Linked DNA regions of Mus musculus: regions 2 and 3 are each linked to region 1. Evidence: chromatin loops called from intact Hi-C (ENCODE). Cell type or tissue: left cerebral cortex. All regions are shown on one strand.

Evidence for each region. A loop is a pair of places that touch in the nucleus more often than their neighbours do. Peaks named below come from ENCODE experiments on the same cell type or tissue, not always from the same donor. Only the 100,000 strongest peaks of a DNase experiment are listed, where the experiment ranks them.
Region 2: it touches region 1 in a loop (4-fold over the local background); 4 of 42 quality-filtered maps call a loop at or near these places.
Region 3: it touches region 1 in a loop (2.3-fold over the local background); 4 of 42 quality-filtered maps call a loop at or near these places.

Annotation. Positions count from the first base shown.
Region 1 is chr12:28,827,292-28,835,291 of GRCm38, forward strand. It overlaps Eipr1 (EARP complex and GARP complex interacting protein 1), which reads left to right. Exons shown (of 9, transcript NM_201357.3): 4 at 1,417-1,573. Among named protein-coding and RNA genes, the nearest start is that of Gm46345, 64 kb to the left of the region's middle. In left cerebral cortex, CTCF peaks have their summits at 2,374 and 4,259 (motif pointing left); a DNase peak (open chromatin) is centred at 4,243; H3K27ac peaks cover 246 bases.
Region 2 is chr12:28,769,705-28,777,704 of GRCm38, forward strand. All of the region lies in intron 3 of Eipr1 (EARP complex and GARP complex interacting protein 1), which reads left to right. Gm46345 reads left to right here. Exons shown (of 2, transcript XM_017315316.2): 1 at 1-3,441; 2 at 3,532-7,407. The coding sequence starts at 3,017. The coding sequence ends at 4,060. Among named protein-coding and RNA genes, the nearest start is that of Gm46345, 6.8 kb to the left of the region's middle. In left cerebral cortex, CTCF peaks have their summits at 1,513 and 4,305 (motif pointing right); DNase peaks (open chromatin) are centred at 4,337 and 6,139; H3K27ac peaks cover 1,747 bases.
Region 3 is chr12:28,781,332-28,789,331 of GRCm38, forward strand. All of the region lies in intron 3 of Eipr1 (EARP complex and GARP complex interacting protein 1), which reads left to right. Among named protein-coding and RNA genes, the nearest start is that of Gm46345, 18 kb to the left of the region's middle. In left cerebral cortex, a CTCF peak has its summit at 3,186 (motif pointing left); DNase peaks (open chromatin) are centred at 1,357, 3,245, 5,968, 6,471 and 1 more place; H3K27ac peaks cover 1,949 bases.

The DNA of each region.
Region 1 (8,000 bases):
TGGTATGATAAATGAAGCAGGTGTATAGTCTATCAACAGTAGTATTACCTTGGCTGGTCCACAGTTGCTCTATGTTATGTCAAGGTAGGCTCAGGTGTGGGTGTTAGCTAGGGTAATAATACAGGGTAAACAGAGAGGAAGGGCACTCAGTAAGCAGAGTGGACCTGCTGGCTATGGACATTGAAGGGAGAGAGCTTATTAGAAAGTGGAATTATTATGCCACAAGCACAGTTTCATTGCTTACTGACTTGAGCAAGGACTCTGGTCAGCAGCTGAGGTAAGACAGATGATCGCTCCACAGAGCATCTACTTTCACACCAGGGACCTGACCTAGAGGATCCCACAGAACAACTGCTTGGACATCTCATGACCCTGCCACCCCCCACCCCCACCCCGGTCACTCCACAGAGCAGTTGATTTCCCACTGGGGTCCTGGTGACCCCACAGAGCAGATTTCATACCAGGGACTGTTCATTGAGGTAATCTTTAAGGCCAAAGGATGCTGTTCCAGTGAGTGGTGGTGCTGCAGTCCCAGTACCTGGGAAGTGGAAACTGGGTGATCAGGAGTTCAAAACCATCCTTGGTTATATAGATAGTTCAAAGCCTGCCTGGACTATATGAGATTGTCTCAGAAAACAGAAACAATGAAACCAACTCAAACAAAATAAAACCAAATTTTAAAATTATATCTCAAAATCTAATTAAAATCGTGTTTTAAAACTCTCTCTTCTAAGATATTTTCTGGAGTTCCCAAGGCCTGTTCTGGCACATGCCTGGAGAGCTGTGAGTCTACTCTTTCAAGATGAGTTTATTTTCTTTATCTATTCATGACTTCTCAGGCTACTCACAATACCCAGATCTCTGGAGTACCTTTAGAATACTGGGTGTTCAGGATCTGAGAATGGTAGGAAGCCCCTGCAATGGGAGCTGGGAGAACAGGTCATGTTCACAGAGGGCACTGTGCAGGTGTCCTTGGGTCCTGGCTGCTCTCCTGCCACACACTAGCTTGCCGTGAGAAACAGACATGGATTTCAGCTTGTAGCTCTTTTAAGTAATCCTGCCCTCTTGGCCCAGACATAGGTCATTTCAGGCAAACTATGGCCGAACAGTTGACAAATGAAGAACATCTCAGTGTTTGACATTTGTTTGTGATCCCATGAGGCTATGAATAGAAACCCCAAGCATGGCCTGGCAATTATGGCAGTGCCTTTATCTCGTTCCCTTTCTTAAAAAACACTGTCAAAGAACAGGAGGAAACTGAGTTTGAGGAGAGTGATGGCTTACCAGCCAGGGATGGTGAGTTCCCTGCTACTCAGGTTGGGCGGACTGCACGTTAGTATTTCCAGGAGCTTATAGGCTGATGTAAGTGTTGAGTGTATGTGGACAGAGCTCTGTTGACATTTCTCTTTTGTTTAGCTACAGACAGTCGAGTCCAGGCGTGTGCAGCTGTGTGGAGGATGCCCAAGGAATTAGAATCCGGTAGCCACGAGTCCCCTGACGACCCTGCAAGCACTGCTCAGACCCTGGAGCTGCTCTGTCACCTTGACAACTCGGCCCAAGGCAACGTGGCCTGGTAGGATGCTACATAGTTCATACATGGGGAGGAAGCCTAAAGGCTGCTCAGGTCTGTGTGTGCACAGCTTCCTTCACTTCATCCAGCTTCTCCCCCTTGCTCTCCACTTCTGTTACTCTTTCTTTATAGTGTTTACACTCGCTTGTCACTTTTAGCCCTAGGTGTTTTTAGGGTACTTACAGTTACAGAACACCTCCCGCCAAGTGTGTTGAAGAACACATTTCCCACCCTTTCCCTCTTCTAAATCGCATTGCCTGGAGTCACCTGACAGAATAATAGACTAGCCTGGCCCCATATAGCATTATAATAATCTACTGCCTCAGCTTCAAAGACACAACTTTCTCTTCCTGTGGACTTCATAGGAAGGTAGGACACACCTGGCAGTGTCCTCAGTTCCCTCCATCTCTCTGTCCTTTTATTTCCTGTCAATCCTGTGGCATGTGTGGAGATGAAGATGAAGAAATGTGACTACTATTTGTGGTTAGAAGTTGGCTTTATCTACCTAGGCCCTCCACACAGTGGCCATGGCTTCAGACACCACTGCCTGTCTTTCTCAGCAGGGACTGTCTCTTTACTTGGTACCATACACTTCAGTGCGATTGCCCATACCCATGTGAACATTTCTGTGAGGAGACATGGGTCCACAACAAGCGGTCAGCTCACCCCATTAAATAAATCCAACCCAGCAAACTGTATTAAACAGCTGTTGCACACACTCTGCCAGGGTTCAAGGATGATGGCTGAACATCAGGGGACCTGATCTTCAGGAGTCATGCTCCCCTAGAGGAGACCTTGAGCACAGCAGCCTGCCATGAATCTGTAACATACCCTGGCTGTCATGAGTGTGTACTGTGCCCCAACAGGAAGTGGTGAGTCATGTTTGCTAGAGGACTCACCTGGAGATAGTACTTGGAATTGGGCACCGTGGGACCAGTCTGTCACTCTGTCACAGCCAAACTGTGTGGGGCTCTCATGGCTTCAGTGCTAGCCCTAGAGGATTTGTTTGCGTGGCTACTGTTTCTACTTGGTCAGCAGCCATTTGCTTGTCCAGAGGCGCTCTAAGTACTGACACCACCCAGTCTCACAGGCAAGGGAAGCCAGTGTGTCCTTAAGCTGCAGGCGCGAACATTTGTGTGCTGTCACTCTGCTGCCTGAGTACAGAGTCTGCGCATTACAGAGCTCTCTTGCAGAGCTCATGTCACACAGTGATTGTGTTAGCAGATTAAGCAGACCTTGGTATGTGGCCATGGTTGTCATGGGTATATGTGTCTCTAGAGGCACAGCAGCACTAGGGAGCTGGGGCAGGTGAGCTGTCACTTAGAGAGGGTCAGTCCTATCCAGAAGGTTCCCAGCTTACCGGGGATGAGGCACCTGGGGGCAGCTTCCTTGACTTCCAGCATACAAGTACTCTAGTCATACACCACTCCGAGGGGCACTGTAGGAAGCTGGGTATGAAAGTGCTTGCCTGGTTATGTTCTGCCTGTGAACATGCTACAGCGGCTGACCCAGTGCGTGTGGTTGTTGGCTCTCCTGAGTGCTCTTGAGTTTGACCTTGGTATTATCGTTCAAAGTAGCTCACCCTCTCTTTGGTTTCCCAGTGCCATCCTTGCACACTTTTCTCACATTTGCATGTTTTAAGTGTTTTACTTGAAAGTAATTACAGTCCCACTAGCAGTTGTAGGAATGACCTGGGAGCCCTGTGCACCCTTCAGCTGGGTTCCTATGGAAACTGCATGATGGCAGAACACCAGTGACTTCACCATCACCAGAAGTTTCATAAACAACCTGTGCTTATGTGTGGGAGCTCAGGTCCCAGTACCCCAGTATTGTCTCTGCTGCTGCTCGTGCCCTACAGGTCAGAAGTGTGTCTGATCCTCTCACTAAGGGAACAAGTCAGGGACCTCGCTCCTTGAAGCCATGTCAGCAGAACAGCCTGTCCTTGAGCAGTCACACGCCTGCTTTTGTTTGGGTCTCTAGCAAAGAGGAGTTGGATGCAGAGAGGGATGAGTCTTTCTTTTTTTTTTTTTTTTTTTAATATTTATTTATTTGTTATATGTAAATACACTGTAGCTGTCTTCAGACACTCCAGAAGAGGACATCAGATTTTTGTTATGGATGGTTGTTAGCCACCATGTGGTTGCTGGGATTTGAACTCAGGACCTTTGGAAGAGCAGTCGGCACTCTTAACCTCTGAGCCATCTCACCAGCCCCCGAGTCTTTCTTCTAATAGGAAAGGCTTGCAGCCCAGCGTGTGAAAAGATGCAAATAGTCCTGGGCTCTTGTCCCCAATCTTCCTAAGCATGCTCCCTGTAAGTGCTGAGTCTGGTCAGGGGCAAGGCTGTGTCTTTAGCACCACGGACAGCGCTCAGCCCAGTGGCAAGAAATGACTCACCACTGCAGTAGAGCTTCCTGGTCAGTGAGCCAGGGATGTTTCTCCAGTGATCCTGTGGAAAGATCTGCCAGTGTTCTGCAGCCTGGGGCGTGAAGCAGAGTGCACAGGCTTGCTGACTCCTTACAGGACTGTTGGGTTTGTGGCTTCACTACCACAGGAGCAGAAGTAGCTGTCATCACTTGGAATCTGGCTGTTGTCTCAGGTGTTGGGAACACTTCACCTCATCAGAGAAGGCTTCCAGTGTTTTGCCTTCATATGTCTTTGTACCACATGTGTGCTTGGTGCCACCTGGTGGGTAGAAGAGGATCCACTAACACTGGAGCTGCAGATGGCGTGAAGCACCATGTGGATGCTGAGAATAGACTTTGAGTGCTCTTGACCACTGAGCCATCTCTCCAGCCTGAGGATGGTCTTTAAAAAGATCTTCCATTTATGTTTTGTGCAGTTCTCCTTGAGTTCGTGGCTACACTGATACTTACATGATGGTTTACAATGCAGTATGTGTATTAACTCTAGGCCACCATGCTTGAATGCTTCCTAGAACTTCATACATGCCCAGTTGGTATATCCCAGCATGTTTGGGGTTCCTGATAAAGGGGAGGTTTCCGGGAACCCAACTTGTGAGAAGGGAAGGAGGTGATTACCTACCAAGAGTCATATAATGTAGCCGCGTCACCATGGTTCTAATGGCCAATTAGCCACAACAGGGTGATTCTGCCATTCCCTGTCTCCTTCTGGTGATCAGGAGCTCTCCAGCTACTTGTTAGTGAGCATTTTGTCCAACAGATGAAAAGCCAAAACAATAAAAACTTCAGTACATTGTGTTGTGTGTGCTCCCACCAGTAGTGTATGGAACAGTTCTGCAAACTACTCTCTTGGGTGATACAGATATCTTTCATAGAAGTTGCCTTATTAGTCAGAAGCTTTGAAGATGTATGTAAATTGAAGCCCATTGTGATATGTTCACATACCACCCCTAGCTGTCCAGGGTCTGGCTTGTGTAGGTGTCATAGTTTCTTAAGCATGCAGCGCCATGCAGGTATTTATTTCACTGGTAGCATTCTGAATAACTGTGGCGCTGCACAGCCAACTGACCCCTGCTGCCCAAGCCAGCTGCTAGAGAAGAAGACCCCTCCCCTAGGGCTAGAGTAAATATCACACTGAAATGCCAGCCAGGCTGAGCATGCGGGACACCCGGGAGGGCTGGTGTGTACAGCAAGATGGTGATTAGGAAGTAAAGGGCAGGAATGGTGTTGAGAGAGGAGAGGGAGGGGACCCTGAGTATTTGTCAGGAGTAGAAGACCTGGCCCGGTGTCTCTTTCCTTTCTGAGTTTGGTTTATATTAGGAAACAGAGGATGCTGCCAAACGGTGAAAGGAGAAAGTTGATGGTTGTCCAAAATCCTGTAAAGCTGCTTAAGGGAGGGTTTCAGAAGTTTGTGCTCTGACTGCCCCAAGACAGCAGAGATCTGCCGGTGATCACCGCAGGTCATCGTTAGATCAGCCACGACTGTAGAAGAGTCATCTCGGTGTTGCTGTAGTCCCTAAGCAGATACTCAGAAGCTGATTCCTGACTATTGCTCAGTACCAAACTTGTCTCTTAGATTGCTGCTTAGTTTGCTGAGGAAACGGACAGTTCTATGATGTCAAAGAATACTATAAATGTCCTTTGGTATTTTCTCAGAAACACTGTAAAAGGGGCTCTGTGTCATTATCCTTTGCCCATATGAGTATTAGAAAAGTTAAGTATTAATATGCAATCACAGACAGAATTTCCTGGAAAGAATCAAATACAGAAATCTGAAAATACAGTGTAGAAAGTATAGGTCATTATTTATAGCAAAGAGAAATTTATATTCTCCTCAAAATTTAGTTCATGTTTTCTGTAAAAAAATGTTTCAAGAGTGTGTTTTTGTTGGTCCTTTTCTGAACCAAGTGTCAATCAGAACACGGAAAGAAACAGAGAGTGCACAGTTGTGTCCTGTGGAAAGGAAGGAAGCTAGTCAATTCTGGCTGCTACCACCAAGTGCTGCAGACTGGGCAGCTTTTAATGGCAGAATTTCATTCCCATCAGACTCAATGTCAAAAAATCCAAGCATGTGTTCCCTGCAGACCTGGGGTCTGATGAAGTAAGTCCCTCTGCCCCGCTCACTGATGGCTCCTGTCACTGTGTTTTCCTGTATACACAGGAAGTTGAGCTCCCAGGGCCTGGTTGCTTTTGATGAGGCCATCAGTGGTATTGAAGGTCTGTTATTGAAGCTTGAGGTCCAATAACAATTTTAAATCTAAAGGTATGGTGATCCTATGTGTTAGGATGTTTCTCTATGGCTGCCACTCCTAAGGAGGTGAGAGATGAGAAGACAAAGAAGGACTTGCCTGGATGATCAGAAGGGCTTCTGATCCTCCTATATTAGCTTGTTCTTTATTTCAAAGTTTGCTGTAATTTAAAGGCTACCTTTGAGTTTGGTGAGACCTAGGAACAAGAGTCTTTGGAGTTATGTAATGTGTTCTTGGAAGTTAGGGGAGCATCACTTGGGCTCGGAGTGCTCTTCCTGACTCTTGGCTGGACTCCTATGCGGAGAGTGTAGAGGAGGCTGCTCTAAGTCTGAGCCACGTTAGGCCGCTGTGGATTTTGAATTCCCCACGATAATTAAGATGACCTGAGCCAGCTCTGCTTGTTCAGCTCTAAGACAGGAACAGGCTCTAGCATAGAGCTCTGTATGCCCTGTCCATCCTTCAACCCTGTCCCACCCCAAGCAGCAGTGTATCCAGGGGTAGGTGTTGAGTTTGTGCGTCTCTTGCATGGTTAATGGGGGTGGGAGAGCTTCCCTGCTGTACTCAGACTCTGGCCCTCTCTGCTCTTGAGTTCTCACTGGTGGAAGGCTTCTCTCAGTTGAGTTGAGTGTACATACTGTGTAGTTCTACTGAGTTGCTAACTGTATGTTGTACTCCAAAGAGGAGAAAACCACCTGACATAATCACCTTTGGTTTGCCTCACCTCCAGGCTGTGTTTGCCGTTAGCTTTCTGTCTCCCTGAAAGTGGAATTTATGTAGTTGATAGCGCCATAAGTTTGTCCCAGTGAGATGTCAGAGTAAACAGACTTTTAATAACCAAGTCACCTGGTGTCAGAAGTTACATGGCTCGCCTGTCAGAAAGTTTCCAGGCAACATATCAACACAGCTCTGTTACTGGAAGTGTTTCTTATGCTACAGCGTAAAGGCCCTGCACTTCTGCAGAGAGATCAAAGGGCTTGTTGACTTTCTGATGTGGTTCTCAAAACTGCCTTTTCAATCCTTATAGCACGTGTGTGACGTTTACTAACCAGATCTGTGTGACACAGGAGCATTGTTCTGTGATCTGAGGAAAAAATTATTACATTGACTTTCTTATGTAATATTATTTTTAAAAGAGTTGACTTACATAGGAAGAAGCCTTTCTTACCCTTCCCTACTCAGTACGTAATATGTGGAGAGCCTGGCAGCTGTGGCTGCTGCTTCTCATGCAGTGAGACCTGTGGGGACTGCCCTGCCCTTCTGTGATCAGGGAAAATGAGGAGCTTGTATGGAGAGTGCCAATGTAAGCTGTGTTGGGATTGCCTTGAGAGTTCCTTGATGGTGGCGGAACTGTCCCTTCCAAGGTGCTGATGGAAAATCATTAGTTTTGGGCTCACATACTTAGAGAAAAGTGTGTTTTTGTTTGAACATAAAACTTGCTCAGTTGGAGCCATTATCCTGTTCCTGTGGCCCTTGGTGACTTCTTCAAAGGACCTCAGCTATAACTTTATTGGGTTTTACTTACAGTCAGCCCTTGCTTGTGATTTTTGCATCATGGTTATATAGGGACAGAGCACATTTCTACTGGCTGTGTGCTACTGTATTCTTGACTTGTTAATATTGTTTATGTCTTCATTTTTTGATAGAGTGTGATAAAAAGTAGGTGTTTTTTATGAACAATAAATAAATAAAACTTAGTTTGGAGTGGAAAGGATGGCAGGAACCATCGGCTGTTTCCCCTGTTTATAGCACTGGTTTCATGG
Region 2 (8,000 bases), 58 kb before region 1:
CAGTTCTTGACCCCAGAGACGCAGCCACAGGGCCTGCTGGTTATCCAGGGTGCAGGATCTGAGGTGGTGGGTGCAGAGCTTACTCTGATGGTATTGTCAGCACAGGGTTTCTCCAGCTGGCAGCCTGGAACACATACTGTACACAGTGGTGGCCAGGCATGGTCACTATGACATTCCATTCAAAAGGCAGATGGAAAGCAGCCAAAGCCAGTCCATGGTGATTTCAAGTGTTCACTCGGTGTCTGTCTGGAGTCCTCAGGACCAGGGTCTCCTGGGCTTTATTATCACCTCAGGATCCACTTTCCTCCCAGGTGAACTCTACTCCTAGGCACACTGAGCTCAATCGACTCACTGTGCTCACTATGCTCACTGTGCTCCGTGTGCTCACTGTGCTCTGTGTGCTCACTGTGCTCACTGTGCTCACTGTGCTCCATGTGCTCACTGTGCTCCGTGTGCTCACTGTGCTCACTGTGCTCACTGTGCTCACTGTGCTCCGTGTACTCACTGTGCTCACTGTGCTCCGGGTGCTCCGTGTGCTCACTGTTGTTATAGACTCAGTGTCCTAGCCACACTTCCATGCCATTCTCCAGGTTGTCCTCAGGTCAGCCTGTTTAGCGTTTGGTGTGTAGAGCTGAGCTTTCCAGTCATCATTGTTGTTCCTTCTCTCAACAGCTCTTTCTTCAATTTATTGCGCTCTCCTCACATTTCCACAGTATCCCATCTGTTGCTTACCAGTGTTGAGGGACCAGCTTCATACCGCAGGCCAAGGCAGAGGCAGCCTTGCTGTGTCTTCTGTCAGCAAGGCAGCACTTTGCAGTTCCCACTGGGTTTTGGTTCTTGAAGTAGACTAACCCCTGTTGAATCTATACCATTTCAGCTTATCTACATTTCTTTTTAACTTTCTTCCTTATGTTTCTCAATTGTTGGGATTTGGAGCAGCTGCCCATTGTAGGGGTTTGCTACCACAGTACACATTGTACACTTTCATATCCTCACCACTAAAGAGATGGGCTTTGGGGCAGCACTGTCTGCTCCCAGGCTCCAGAGTATATGCTGGTGGCTTAATGGGTCCCCTGCTGAGTCCCCTGGCAAGTGTGAGCCCCGATTGTGGATATAATTCGGTTTCTAGGGCTTCTGGATCTGAATGTCTGATTTGCTGGCTCTCCACTTGGGTCTTACCAGCTCCTCAGGCATTATGGTGCTGATAGTGATTTGAGCTGTCCTGGCAGCGGTTAGCAACAGCAGCAGATCGGTGTTAAGGGGAAGTCTTAGTGCTGACTGTGCCGTGTGTATCACTCTCTTCCAGTTGTGCTGAGTCTTTCAAGGACCGATGAGAGACTAGCTCTTTCCACTGCATGTTGAAGGCAGCCTGGCCCACCATTCAGAATTCTCCTCATCTCTCCCTGTCTCTAGGAAGGGTGTAGTTTGACAGCATGTGAGGCTGAATTCCAGGAATGCTGTTTGCAGCTTTGCTCTGCGGGCAGCACTGTTTTCCAGAATGCCGAGCTCTTCTCAGCGCAGCCAGCAGGGGCTGGTGAACTTGAACTTCTTAGATTTTTTTGCTCTTTGAAGCTATGCTTTGTGGTATACTCAGTCTACTCAAATGATCTGTGGTGACATTCACCATCATGGGGACAGGTGCCCAACTCTTCTCTCTAGATGCCTCTAGAAAACCTTGGCTCTACAGGTCACAGCTCTGCCATGTCTGACTGCATATAACAGCCTTCTCAGGAAGAACTACCCATTGTACTTTGCAAGTGAATGCTTATATCTTTTTTTTTTTTTTTTTTTTTTGTATATGAAGATTGCCCATGAACTACTAGGCTTCCATGTGATCATTTGTTAGTGTGCATGTTTGTAGAGAAGCCCACCTTTTGTGATATGGTGGGAGGGGCAGCATCTTTCAGTCAAGGCTGAGGCTTTCAAGATGTGTCTCAGTGCACAGCTGGTAGGGAGGACAGGCCTGGAAAGTAGATTGATGGTTTGAGGCCAGCAGGCTTTGGGAACCACTTTTTATCATTTTGTGTCCTTCGGTCAGTGTCTGTGTATACTTTTTGCCTGTGTGCTAAACTCTTAGTGGATCTTACTGAAGATGGGAGAGAGAACCATGGGAAGGGAGCTTCTAAGAAGAGAGTTAGACATGGAATGCACTTAGACAGGTGTGCCCTTGTGTAAGAATCTTGGTTTGGACACTGCTGTCAACAGCAGTGCTCAGGTTGTGTCTTAATTGGGATATGCAGGATCTCCACAGTCACGGGAAGTCTGAGAATGGTGGCATCTTGATGGATACACAGGTGCTCCAGTGCCTTGAGAGTTCATGTGGGTGATAGGATGGCCTGGTAGTGCAAATGGCAAACCTCTTTTAGTCATTGGGAGGAAAGGCAAAGAAGGCCCTTGTAACTCCAGTGTCTCACAGGTCTCACGGGCTGAGTGCTGCTCTTCACTCTTGTCGAGGGGCAAGAACTTGTAATAAGATAAAGAAACCTGAGGATTGTTACCACCAAACTGTGACTCATCTGTCTTTGCTTATATCTCTGCCAGGATGAATGTGTAGGCACATATTGTCACAGGTTATCCAAAGGGGTTTGTGCACTGTGGGTCTGTATTTAGCCATTGCCTGTAAAGACTAAAAAAAAAGTTTTCAAACTTAGGGTGGTGTTTGAAGATAGTGAAGATAGAAAGGCCAGCCCTACCTTTTTGCACTAATCAGTTTTTTAGCAGTCTTGGGGACTGAATTCAGGACCTCACACATGTGAGGCAAATCTTGTTCCTTTTGAGCTGCGTCCCCAGCCCTTGTACTGATGACTCCTTAAGGAGCATGTGCCCCTATGAGCAAAGGGGAGATATTTCCATAGTAGACAGCACACAGAACTTGTGAGTACTTAGCACATGGTATCAAATTGCTGGTGGGGCCTGAGGACAGTGGTGACAAATAACAGGTCTTGATTGTTTGCTCATCCTAAAAGTGGTGTTATTGCCATCTGGAAAAAGTTCAGTCACTCAAGTAAAGGCAGTGATGATATGCACTCACAGATTTCACTGCCTTTGGTCTGCCAGACCTTTTTGTAGTCTGTCTTTCTCAAAATATGTTTTCGGTAGACTTTTAAGCCTTACGAGGATTTTGCCTCTTGGGCTGCCTTCATGTTCACTTACAAGGTTCATGTCCATCACAAGGTCCATATCCATCCCAAGGTCCATATCCATCACAAGGTCCATGTCCATCACAGATTCATGTCCATCACAGGTTCATGTCCATCACAAGGTCCATGCCCATGACAAGGTTCATGTCCATCACAAGGTCCATGTCCATCATAAGGTTCATGTTCATCACAGGTCCATGTTCATCACAAGGTCCATGTCCATCACAAGGTTCATGTCCATCACAAGGTCCATGTCCATCACAAGGCTCATGCCCATCACAAGGCCCATGTTCATCACAAGGTCCGTGCTCATCACAAGGTCCATGTCCATCACAAGGTCCATGTCCATCACAAGGCTCATGCCCATCACAAGGCCCATGTTCATCACAAGGTCCATCACAAGATCCATGTCCATCACAAGGTTCATGTTCATCACAGGTCCATGTCCATCACAAGGTCCGTGTTCACCACAAGGTCCGTGCTCATCACAAGGTCCATGTCCATCACAAGGTCCATGTCCATCACAAGGTCCATGTCCATCACAAGGTCCATGTCCATCACAAGGTCTGTGTCCATCACAAGGTCCGTGTCCATCACAAGGTTCATGTCCATCACAAGGTCTGTGTCCATCACAAGGTCCGTGTCCATCACAAGGTTTTCATACAGTTCACAGGAGAAGGAAAGCACACATGCCAGTGAAAAGACTTTGCTGTTTTATGTATTTAAGATTTAGTTTATCTTTATGTGTACATGTGTCTCTGAATATCTGCCATATGTGTGTGGGTGTCCTTAGAAACCAGAAGAGGACACCAGAGCCTCTGGAACTGGAGTTACATGCACTTATGAGCTACCAAGGTAGGTGGGAATTGAACTCCAGTCTTTTGGAAGAGCAGCAAGTGCTCTCTCTTATGGCATGCTGAGCCATATCTCCAGACCCAACTATCCTGCTTTAAAAGCATTTTTATTTTTCCGACTTAGCATGTATTGTGTGTGTTCATACTGTCCATGTGTGTACTGTGTGTAGTATGTGTTTTATGGTGTTCTTTTACACATGTGCACCCATACATTGACATAAGCGTCTGTGTGTGAGTGTGTGTGGTGTGTTCTGCTTTTGCTGATACTATCCTTGCTGATACCCATGTAGCAGTGATCTCACAGTCAGTAGAGGGCACCATTGTCCTGACACTGTGTCCTTGCTTGTGGCCCATCACAGGGTCCCCACATTATGTGTTCTGGTGGCCTCAATCTTTACTGCTGCTCTGAATGGCCACATGCCATTCCTGAAACCTTCTCTTCTGACCCTTGTAGAAGTGTGCTCTGACTCTCAGACTTTGCATGCAAGACGTGTCTCAGACTTGGATTGACTCCTGCCATCTCCCTTCTTGTGGCCAGGGTACATTCATGGGGTTGGCACAGATCTGTAGAGAATTTAATTCCTGACTCCTAAACCACAGGAATTCATAGATGGTTCCTCAGTACTAGGGGCCGTTAGTACTTGGGATGGCTAGAATATGGTAGGTGGTCTGGCCAGAACCTGGAATGTGGTATGCCTTCACCCTCTAGATCTCCATGTGCACACCTTATTCATGAAGCCTTTCTGCAATGTCAGCAGGAGCTTCTAAAAGGCAGCACAGAACTCTTAGGGCAGCTGTAGCGTAGGGGCCAGATCCATAGGGTAGATCTGGTATATCTTTTTCTAGTGTCAACCGTATTGATTTTAAGCAATGAAAGGATTATTGAGCCCTGTGACAGGTCTGTGAGGAAGGTGTAGCTGTAGTGTCTAGGACAGAGAGAGGACACACAGCCCCAATACAGGGTTCCAGAGCATGTGGTCCAGAGGGACAGACAGATGTGACCAGCAGCAATGGTGTGATTTGAATGCTGTGTCTTCTCATGAGGTAAAGGTAACTGCCCACTCTGTGGGTTAGAGGCTGTGAAATGGTTTTTTCAGAGCAACTGCTATCACTTGAGCTTTATGCGTGGATCCATGAAATGCGGCCTCCTGCAGTGCTGGGGAGGGAAGTTAAGCCATGCTTGTTGCATCTGTGTCTCCTGCTGTTGAGCATGTAGCTTCTTCAGAGGAGCATGGAGGGACATCCCAGGGGCTCTCCTGCTTGAGTCTCTCTGGCTCAGTTTATCTGTAGCCTGGAGTTGCTGAGGCAGGTGATCCACAATACCCTGCTGGTCCCAGTACCCTGAGTGCTCTGATTACAGTAATGGCCACATCCACGGGTCAAGGTACAACCTCCTGTTAAAAGCCACCATTTCCCCTTTATCTCTGTGCCACGTTAGAAAAGAATTATGTTTTTCAATTTAAATGATTGCTTGGTGAAAATGAGCTAAGAGAAGAAGGGTTTCCTGGGTAGAGAGTATCTTAAGGCTTCTCTCTATAAAACCAGAATTCTGAGATGAAATGATCAAGAGTCCTTTGAGAATGGCACCCGGGAGAGGTAGGGAGAACAATTAGAGTCCATGAGGATCACTGTCGAGGGGATGCTAATTAAATGTGGGAGCAGAGGATGCCTGGCTGCACGTGGGGCCCTGCTGCATATCTCTGAAGCGTGCTGGCTTCTGTCGTTGCTTACTTCCCTTCGTGCTTGCTGAGCAGATATTAAGACTGAATAACAACTTTGTTTTAAGGTAATATATACTTGGAAACGGCAGGGCTAGCTTTTCTCATGATCTTGGGCCAAGAAAGAGTTCTTTGAAAAAGAGAGAAGAATCAAGAGCTTACTGCTGAGGACCTGTCACTCTGGAGACCCTTGGGGCTCTTCCCGTGCTGGGGCTCCCAGGCACCCTCCCTATTAGTCTGTTGGTGGCAGCTTCTTTTTAGAACCCCTGCCTTCCTCAGATGTTGAATGTGAGTGTCTCAGCACTGCCAGACCTTGTCTGCAATTCCATCCTAGTTTTCACACTACAGTATGCTCTGAAAGGAAGCATGTTATATTTAAGTTTAAACCTAAATGCAGCATGTTACTCAACAGCGCAGGCACATTCTGAGAACTGTGTGGCCGGGTGATCTCGTCATAGCATCACAGAGAGTGCTTACATACCCTAGGTGGTGTGGCCTCACAGGCATCAGGCTACAGGGCATGAGGACGACATAGAGCCTGCTTCTGTTAGCGCCAAATACAGAAAAACTTAAGGCTAAATCTAGCCCAAGATGTGGTGCAATCAAAACGCTGCTGCCCACTGACACGGTAGTCTGTTTAACACTATGTGTGTTTCTTTGGTAAGAAGATGAAAAATTAGTGTGGTAAATACATAAACCAGAAACAGTTAATTTTCACTGGAGTGTGTCGTTGTATGTGGCATGAAACACCAGTACTCACATGAGTTATGTGTTGTGTGGTGACATCACTAGGTGATGAAGACTTTGAGCAACTCTTAATGTGCAGCTTATTCCTGACTGAATTAGCATGAATTTCATTTCCTTATCTAATGAGTCTTAGTCTTTCTGGGATAAGCAAATGTCACATTGGTTGAGCTGCCTTCTCTGGAAGAGCTGTGTGCTGAAGATGACTGCCCTGGGAGGAACTGAGGGGATGGAGAGTTAAGTGTGTCCCTGCATGGACATTGGATGGTACTTTTCGTAGACTTCTTTTGGTTTGGAGTTTGTATATATTGATTCATTGACACCACTTGTTGTGGTGAGAGATGAGATATCCACCCCACGTCAACTCCCCCAGGTCCCTGTGGTTGTGATCTTGGCAAACAGTCATTATGTTAATTGGATGAGGCCTCCTTTTGGGTATGAATAGCCTAAATTTTATTCTCTTTAAAATTTCAATGCTGCCTGTTTTAATCAATAGTTAGTGATAAACATAGCATAAAGAAATGAATTCCCTATCTCTAGCTCATTTCCAAGTCTCTTGATGTATGTGGACCGAAAGTAGTGATGCTAAAGGCCTGTCTAAATGGCTCTGTGGCCCCACCTAGAGTGGACAGCATTGTCTGGTGAGGGCGGAAGACTGCAGAGTGGCCTGACTGAAGCGGCTATGAGAAGCTCAGAGGGTAAGCAGGACAAGTCACATGACTTTCCTTATTTCCATTATTCTTGTTTTACACACAAGGAGCCTCGCAATGTCAATGAAAATGGTGGTGGCAACAAGGACACAGTGATACTTTTCAGTGCTTCGGTGTCAGACATGAAGACAAGTACTTTATCTGATAACAAATTATGGGTTACCTAGTTAATGCCTGCTTTTTTTAAAAAATTTTTTTATTAGGTATTTTCCTCGTTTACATTTCCAATGCTATCCCAAAAGTCTCCCATACCCACCCCCCCACTCCCCTACCCACCCACTCCCTCTTTTTGGCCCTGGCATTCCCCTGTACTGGGGCATATAAAGTTTGCAAGTCCAATGGGCCTCTCTTTCCAGTGATGGCCGACTAGGCCATCTTTTGATACATATGCAGCTAGAGACAAGAGCTCCAGGGTACTGGTTAGTTCATATTGTTGTTCCACCTATAGGGTTGCAGTTCCCTTTAAGCTCCTTGGGTAATTTCTCTAGCTCCTCCATTGGGGGCCGTGTGATCCATCCGATAGCCGACTGTAAGCATCCACTTCTGTGTTTGCTAGGCCCCGGCATAGTCTCACAAGAGACAGCTATATCTGGGTCCTTTCAGCAAAATCTTGCTAGTGTATGCAATGGTGTCAGCGTTTGGAAGCTGATTATGGGATGGATCGCTGGATATGGCAATCACTAGATGGTCCATCCTTTCGTCACAGCTCCAAATTTTGTCTCTGTAACTCCTTCCATGGGTGTTTTGTTCCCAATTCTAAGAAAGGGTAAAGTGTCCACACTTTGGTCTTCGTTCAATGCCTGCTTTTTAAAAGTTATACTGTGTGTGTGTGTG
Region 3 (8,000 bases), 46 kb before region 1:
TGTTGTGACCAGAAGAGGTCGAGCCTCCTTTGTAAAGTAGATTCCAGAGTGAAGGAGCCTGGCTGAGCAGCCAGTGTCTGCTGTAGAGCTTCCTCTGTGGGCTTGGCTTGAAGTTATTTCTGTTCTAGCTCTTGAGGGAGAAAACAATTATTAAAAGACTTTCCTGTGAAAAGGAAACCCCAATTAAGACAGAAAAGCTTGAAACTGAAGAGCAGGTAGCTTGAGGAAGGAGATCTCTGTTCATGAACCATGCATGCCTCGGCCATGAGAAGTAAGATTCAGTCCAGAGCATCAGACGTTGCAAGAAGGTGGGATGTTCTCTGAGAAACATGTTGCTTGGGCTGTCTTTCTGCACAAAGGGCATAGAGCTTATGTACACAGAGCTGGGTGGTGAGGGTCATCACTCCTAAAACAAAGAGAGACCTCATAATACCAAGGGGGCAAGTCTGTTGCTGTTAGGACACTGCATTCTGATTTGGAGTTTTGTTTAGTTTAGTTTTGATTGTGTTTGTTTGGGACAGGATCTCCATAGGCATTTCACGGTGATCTGGAACAGTCTCACTAATACAGCCCTGGCTGAAGCCAAATGCTTTCAAAGTCAGGATTTTCTTGCTTCAGCCTCCTGAGTGCTGGAATTACAGGTATATAAAAACAAAACCAAAAACCCCACGGCTCGAAAGGTGACTCTGACTTTTAAGAAAAAAATAAAAGAAAAGAAGGAATACACTAAAAAATAATAGTAGAAATCTAGTAAGTACAGAATCTAATACCATAATTGATGGTTATCCAGTACTGTGCACTATACACGAGTTTATGTGCTGTGACTTTTATAGACTGGCATTTCAATGGCTTCATTCACATCAGTACCACTGCAAATTTGTCATATATTTTGTTGTGACATTATGGTGGCAACAGTAATCACTAGGTGGCAGAAACTCTTCAGTTCTATTATAAACTTATGGGACCACTTTTATATTCAGAGTACATTGTTGGCTGGATCATGCATTTGACTCATGACTTTGTTCATGAGTATGAAAAATCAGGTGTAATTGTCATCTGTGAGTTCACATTGTGCTTGGCCTCATTCGTCGTTTGAAGTGTGTTGAGGGTGGGGTGGGAGTGATGGGAGTGATGATGTAAATGGTGGTTATGGGGTGGGGGTGAGATGGTGAGGGCCAGGTAGAGTCATAGTTCTGATGATGGCGGGATAATGTGAGGATGGTGGTGGTAGTTGGGATGCTGGTGATGGTGGATTACTGGTGTTTGTAGGGATGGTGGTGGTGGTGATGTTGGCAGGGGTAGAGTTAAGGATGGTGGGAGGTGATGGTGGTGGTGAAGACATGGGGATGGTGAGAAATGATGCGGAGGTGTATACATTTCTGTTCGTATGCTCTGTGTCATACAGCTGGAAGGGCTGTGTGGACGTGGTTGGGTAACTTGCCAGGGAAGTTGTGAGTGAGTGATGGACTTTGCACTGGTCCTGTGGATAAAAGGAGGTTGACTGGCAGTTTGGTGAGCACCTCAGGTTGAGCCTCCAGGCAGTCTAAGGCAAGGTAGTGTGAAGGAAGCTAGGTAGGCAATGCAGGGTTGGAGCTTTCACAGTGTGAGACTGGGCATGATAAGGTGAGCCAGGGCAGGCATTATGGGTGTTGGAGGTCATCAGAGTGACCTCATCAGAACACACAGCTAGGGTCTTTGGGATCAGGCTTGTTTCCAGGGTACTGGTTAGGGTCAGGAAAGGTTCAGGAATAGAAACAGCAGCAGGCCCAAGGCAACCGAGACAAGCCCCCAGACTGAAGCTAAGGTTGCCTAGGCTTTCTCCTCAGGCTCTTCTGCCTGTCACTCTGGACCCTTGTCTCAGCAGACAAAGTGGCGGGAGTAGAAGAGGCAATGCTGTGAAGCTAGGGAACCTCAGCAGCTGGACTTCAGGAAGAGTAAAGATGGGCTATGTCCTTAAAATTAACAGAGAACCCTGGCAGCTGGTCGGTAAATTAGAGGCTTTAAAGTCTGCAAACGACGACTTTCTGAGCTCCATCCATGGTTGCAGAAGGGCAAATGGCAGCAGATATGAGTGAGGGTGGCCAGCATACATCTCCTGCCTTATGCTTGGGCAAGATCGTCCTACATGAGGACTAGCATGAATTTTTCAGCAGAGGAAGGTGAAATGTCAGGAAGAGCGTAGATCATGTCAGCACTACATCCTCGGGAAATTAGAACCACAGGAGCTGACAGCACGAGGCACAGATGAAATACTGACTGTGTTCAGTGCTCCTGCTGGGGCCTCCTGGGCTGGTGGAGAGGGATTGTATGCACCAGGGATAGGCAGCATGCCCTCCTAGGAGCTGTGGCTAGGGACCGCTCAGGCTCTTGCTGTGGCACCTGATAATTGAGACCCTAGGGTTTTACATGCTAGCAAGGTCTGCCTTTTTCTCATCTCCTCATCCCACCAAGAGCACATTATCTCCCATTTCCTTCCAAGGCCCTGGCTTGACCCCCTTGGCACTCACCTGAAATCAAGGCACACACCAGATCAGTGTGATCAAGCCTAAGTCCTTGGTGCACATCAGAGGTGGTGAAAGAGGGAGGCAAATATAAGGTTTACTCTGGCTTGTTGGCTCTCTGTACCCCAGGCAGGGGGTTGGCCCTCCCTCAGATGGCTCATCTACAGTGGGCTTGTGTAGACCCCAGGCTCTGGCTTGCAAGGACCACACCATCCCTCCCTCTATAACCTTACCTCTGGCCCCTTCCTTCCGTCACCTCCCTCCATAGAGCTCCAAAGTTCTCAGGCTCATATTGTACGGATTATTGCTGAAAGCGAAAAGTATATTCAACATCAGGCTTTTGTAAGATCCCCAAATTGGCGTTCTATAAAATTGTGGTGAGGCTGACAGCAGCCAGACTGACTGAGACTCTCTTCATAGCATTTCACAAGGGGAGGAGCTGGGTCATAGGGCCTGTATCCCTTGCTGTGGACCCTCAGAGCCTCCCTTCTACCTCACTTTTGGCTATTAAGGCTGTCCTACTTTCTGTTCATTGTGCTATGGGTACAGCCACGTTGGAACAGCTGTTGGCCAACCAGTGTGAAGTCCTGGCCTCCCTTGAAATTGTGTGGGGAAGGCAGGCAGTAGACAGCTAGCTGTTCACCAGAGTAACCTTGGTGCAGGGGCATGGTGGTGTGCCAAGGCCCGGGAATCCCCCTAGTGGCTATCACGATGAGTACAGAAGGCTTCCAGGGAGTGCCAGTGGGAAGGTGGGTGGTGTGGTAAAGCTGATGCTGAATTTGGAGCAGCAGCTTGAAGCTGTGTAGCCTGCAGGTCACCTTGTCATGCATGTGAAGTTCACTGTGTGACTGGCTTGGAAGACAGTCTTCTACAAACAACTCAGGAGGAAGAGTCGACAATCTAGTTTCAAATTCTGTTTTCTGTTTTTAAAATCAGCACTCTGTCTGCTTTAGGGTGGCATGTGTGTGCTTTGCCACCAGTGTAGAAGTCGGCAAGCAGGGCTTGGGATCTTTCTCCTAGGTACTGCCAGGGATGCCCTCATCGCGCTAGAGCTAGGAGTTCAGGAAGTGATTTCTCTTGCTGTGTACTGAGAGGCTTTCAAATGGCTTGGAAACCTCAGGCCGCCCAGGGAGTATTCTGTATGCAGTGTCTTGAGTTCATTGCGCTCTGGAGAGTTTGCTACAGTGTGTGCAGGCTCAGGAGCCCCATTAAAAAGTCTCCTACATTCTGCCTCACTGCGTCTGGCAGCTCCCTCTACCCAAGTCTTCCTGTGGTCCTGTCACGTCCTAATTAATGCGCAGCCCCACCTCCTGGCCTCTTGACCCATTTGTTCCCATTCCCTTGTGTTCTAATGAAAACACCTGCCACAGCTGAGGCCCAGGGTAATATAAATGGTGGAATCAAACATCGGGGGATACATGATTAGTCCTCCCTTGACTCTGTGACTGTTTCTATATTGCACCTTTCAGTTTGTCACCTGAGCCAACATTTAGTCAGTCTGAATTGGGAGGAAGAATTTTGATCTAACTGTTAGACCAGTGTTGCAAGACCAGGTGTATCTTCTCAAAGTTGTTTTGTTTCTAACACAGTTCTGGTCTGTTAGGCAGGTGATAGTCCTGGCCCCTTTTCAGTTCCCAACAATTACCCTCCACTTGCTGATCAGCCTGACCTCCCTGGAAGGAGGGAAAGGGTCTCAGGTTTCACAGCCTGGATTGGGAGGTCCCAGCATTCATACAGATCCCGTGGCTTGTTCATGGGTGAAGCTCTGTGCTTGTTAATGAGAGGAGGATGGGAAAAGAGATGGGTGTCTGTTGTCATATACCTTATCTCATGGAAACTGAGTCTCAAACTCCAGAGGGTTCATAGGCACCTCAGGGCTCCCTAGACTATCCTAAGCAGACTTGGTGGCCCTAGCCTCCTAAATGAGAGCAGGCCTCAGTGTTTTTCCTCTTCCTAAGACAGACTTATTTCTTTTTCTTCTTCCTTCCTTCGTTACTTCCTTCCTTCCTCCTTCCCTCCCTCCCCTCCCTCCTTACTTCCCTCTCCTCCCACCTTCCTTCCTTCCTTCCTTCCTTCCTTTCTTTTTTTTTTTTTTGGTGGAAATTGGTAATGGCAAGAAAGAATTTGGATGGGATCACTGGAGCCCATTCAGTGTGATTTCTAGGGGCTAGTTAGAAAATGGCATGTAAGAGTGTCTGGGGGTGGGAACAGAGACATGCAAGGCCTCGGGGTCAGAGGGAGAGGGGGAGGGGGAGGGGAGCGGGAGAGGGAAAGGGGAGAGACCGTCCTATGAGGCTCTCAAGCCCTTTTAGGAACGAATTATAACAAAGCCTATGAGAGTGAGTGAGTGTACATTGATTCAGGGGGTGGCAGGTGGTAGGTGCCTATGTAGGGAGGCCTGATGAGGATCAGAGGTTGGCCACACACTGCCTATGGGTAGTAAGAAATGCACCTGCTGGGGGAAAGCCGTTGTTTTAACAGACCTTTGGTGTCCTAAAAAGACAGTGGTAACCCAGGGCTTATGGGAACATTGAAAGGTAAAAAGCTTTGGTTGAGGTTTCACATGGTTGAACTGCAAATGGCAGGAATTTGCTGTGCTTCTGACCTGAAATAGAGGGGACCTAGTTCTTACAGTCTTCGTGCAATGATCTGGCCAGATCCACCAGTTCACTGGCCCTGTGCCCTACTGCCTGGCTTATTGAGTATCGTGTGGCTTCGAAGTTATGTTGAAGAGTGTGTTGGAAACTGAGTGGTCTGAACTATTCATTGTGTTTGTCGTCCTAGGCTCTGGATGCTTTGGCAGTTGGTCTAGATTGCTGGACGCAGATTGGTGGTGCTGAGCCTAGAACAGTCTTTTGTTTCTATTGCCCGGGCCATTCCTCTACCTGTGCTGTTAGGATGAATACTGCTAGGTTGGGATGACATGTTATGGATGGATAAGATTGCCTGTCCTTCATGATTTGATCACATCTAAGAAGTAGTACCAGAATAGTACATGGCTGTGTATTCAGGTGTGCGTGTGCACCTGTGAGCATGTGTCTCATATGTATGTATGTATGTATGTATGTATGTAATGTATGCATGTATCCCCTGGGTAGAGCCCCACTGACGTGCCAGTGCTCTGGGTGGATGCTCACAGTATCTTTCGGTGTTTTCGCTGCAGTGACAGAGCTGAGGCACAGCTGTAGTGGATAAATAGTTGCTACCAGCTGCATTGAGAAGTGTTTGCTGTACCTGGACAAGCAGGGGAACCTATGTTTTCCATGTAGCAAGGTTAACTGAAGTTGGTTGGACCTAGTAATGTAGTAGGCACAAGTATCCCACACCTACCTCAGATACAGAAGGGACTGCACCCTTCAGTCGTTGTTGGGGGCTGGGCACTGAGATTTCTCAGACACCTACTGTTCACTGAGCTCCGCTGTGCTGCCTCATAGTAAGTGTGTGACATGAACAGTGCTGTCTCATTCTCATGTGGTTGAGAAGCCTGACTCCATGTGGAGCTGACATCTAAGCGCTAAGTCTTCTCCTGCAGCATGTTAAGAGGGTCACACAGCCCCCTTCCCAGCCCTGCTCTCACTCATTAGCTCACATGTCCTGGACACGGGCAGGCACAGAGTAGAGGTTAGGATGCACACAGGCCTCAGGGCAGTTGTGGCTGACTGTCAGGCTGTGAAGCAGGGCTTCTCTGTGTTCCAGTCCACGCTGGCCTCTGATGTTAGTATAGGAGGCTGGCTCCGATCTACATACGACCTTTTCTTCCCAGTGTGTTCTGTTCAGTGCTGCCCTTTACCAGTGCATCCCAAGTCTACCTGGAGTCGCGCTCTGTCCATTGACCTCTTTCCTTCTGGACCATCCGATGGTCCTGGTAGTGTGGGAGAAACATGTGGAGGGCGGGGGTGATGCAAGGATGTTGCTGGGTTAGCCTTCGGCAGACATGTCAGTCCACAGTGCTGGGGTATGATGACTCCTCAGAGGACGCTCTTCGGGGGCGTGAAGGGAATGTAGAGGGCCCCCGGGAAAGGCAGTGACGTGTTATGTGGGAGAGGAGTGTGGCTCCTTTGAGCTGGAAAGCCAGCCGGTGCTTCAGGTGGACATTTGGTATGACTGGTTTAAAATAACTCGTTTAAACAAGACAGTAAACAAATGTGGAAACTCAGCTTATTTTATTCCAACTAATAATTTTGTCTTCTAGATCAAGCCAATAATGTGATGTCTATTTTGTACTTTGGTTTTTTTGTGGGGGGGTGTGGCAAAATATTCCCTTCTCTGTCTTAAACGTTAAGATTTTCTGAGTACTAGAATCTATTACATTGGCATTGTTTTCTTCTGCTCAATGCTCTGTGGAGGGACTGAGGGCTCTTGCCTGGCTGTTTCCAATTCATTACAGGACTGCTAGAATCAGAGAAAGTACAAGTGTTAGTCATCTTTGGATTTGGGTGACAATTCTAACCTGAGGCTCAATACTCTGGGGGACATTTCTTAGCCTCTGTAAGAAACACATATATACAGAAAGCTTTATATACAGAAAGCGTAGGAAGTAGAAGGATATGAGTCAGGGTTAGGCTGCTGTCCCTCACAGACTGCTCAATGAAGTAGATCCAGAAGGCACCGGATTCTTATGTTTACTATAAGTTAAAGAGATGAACCTTTAACAGAAACGTACAAGTAACCATCTGCTTGCTGGACGGGTCTTGCTCACAGGCATCCTGTGGACCCTATGTGCTGGCTTCATCTCGATCGGAATACTTCCCAGGTAGTTCTACATACTGGCAGAGTGGCCTTTCCCAGTGTTGCTAGCACATAGCTGGAAGGGACAAGTCTTGATGTAAGGCATCCTTTCAAAGTCCAGGAGTGGGGCTGCAGGACAATATGAGCTTCAAGGCCCAAGTGTAGCCCACGGTCACCTCTGGGTCAGCAGGAGAGCACTGGGTGGTATTGCCTGAGGGCACGTGGCTCTGTCTAGCTTTATTGTATTCGGTAAACAGTTGTGTCTTTGATGATAACTCCTGTTCTAGAAGAATCAGGATCTACAGATTTGTTACACAGATTACAGAAAGAACACAGGCAAGATCCTGGACCACTCTTTTACGGACTCATTGTATCACTCTATGTGTATTTTATGTTTGTTTCTTACTAAAGATGAATAGATGGAAAATTCTGGTTGCTTTTAAAACCATTATCTTAGGAGCCATGCATTGCATTTAGACAAAGGATTTTTGAAATATCTGGCATCACTTTTGAAATGTGGTTCGATCTACATCATAATGCATTCAGCACCTAGCACATCCTAGATGACTTTTGAAGCAGACAGCATAGGAGCTATAGATATTCTGTGCCCAGCACACGGGTACACAAGAAGCATTCAGGTATGTAATGAACTTTTAAATAGTCATATAGTACAGCATCCCATTTTGCACTGGTGTGGATTCTAATTATAAAAACCTGAGCTCTTGTCCTCTAAGTGTGTGTAGTGATGCTAGGTGGGGCCGTGGCTCTGCT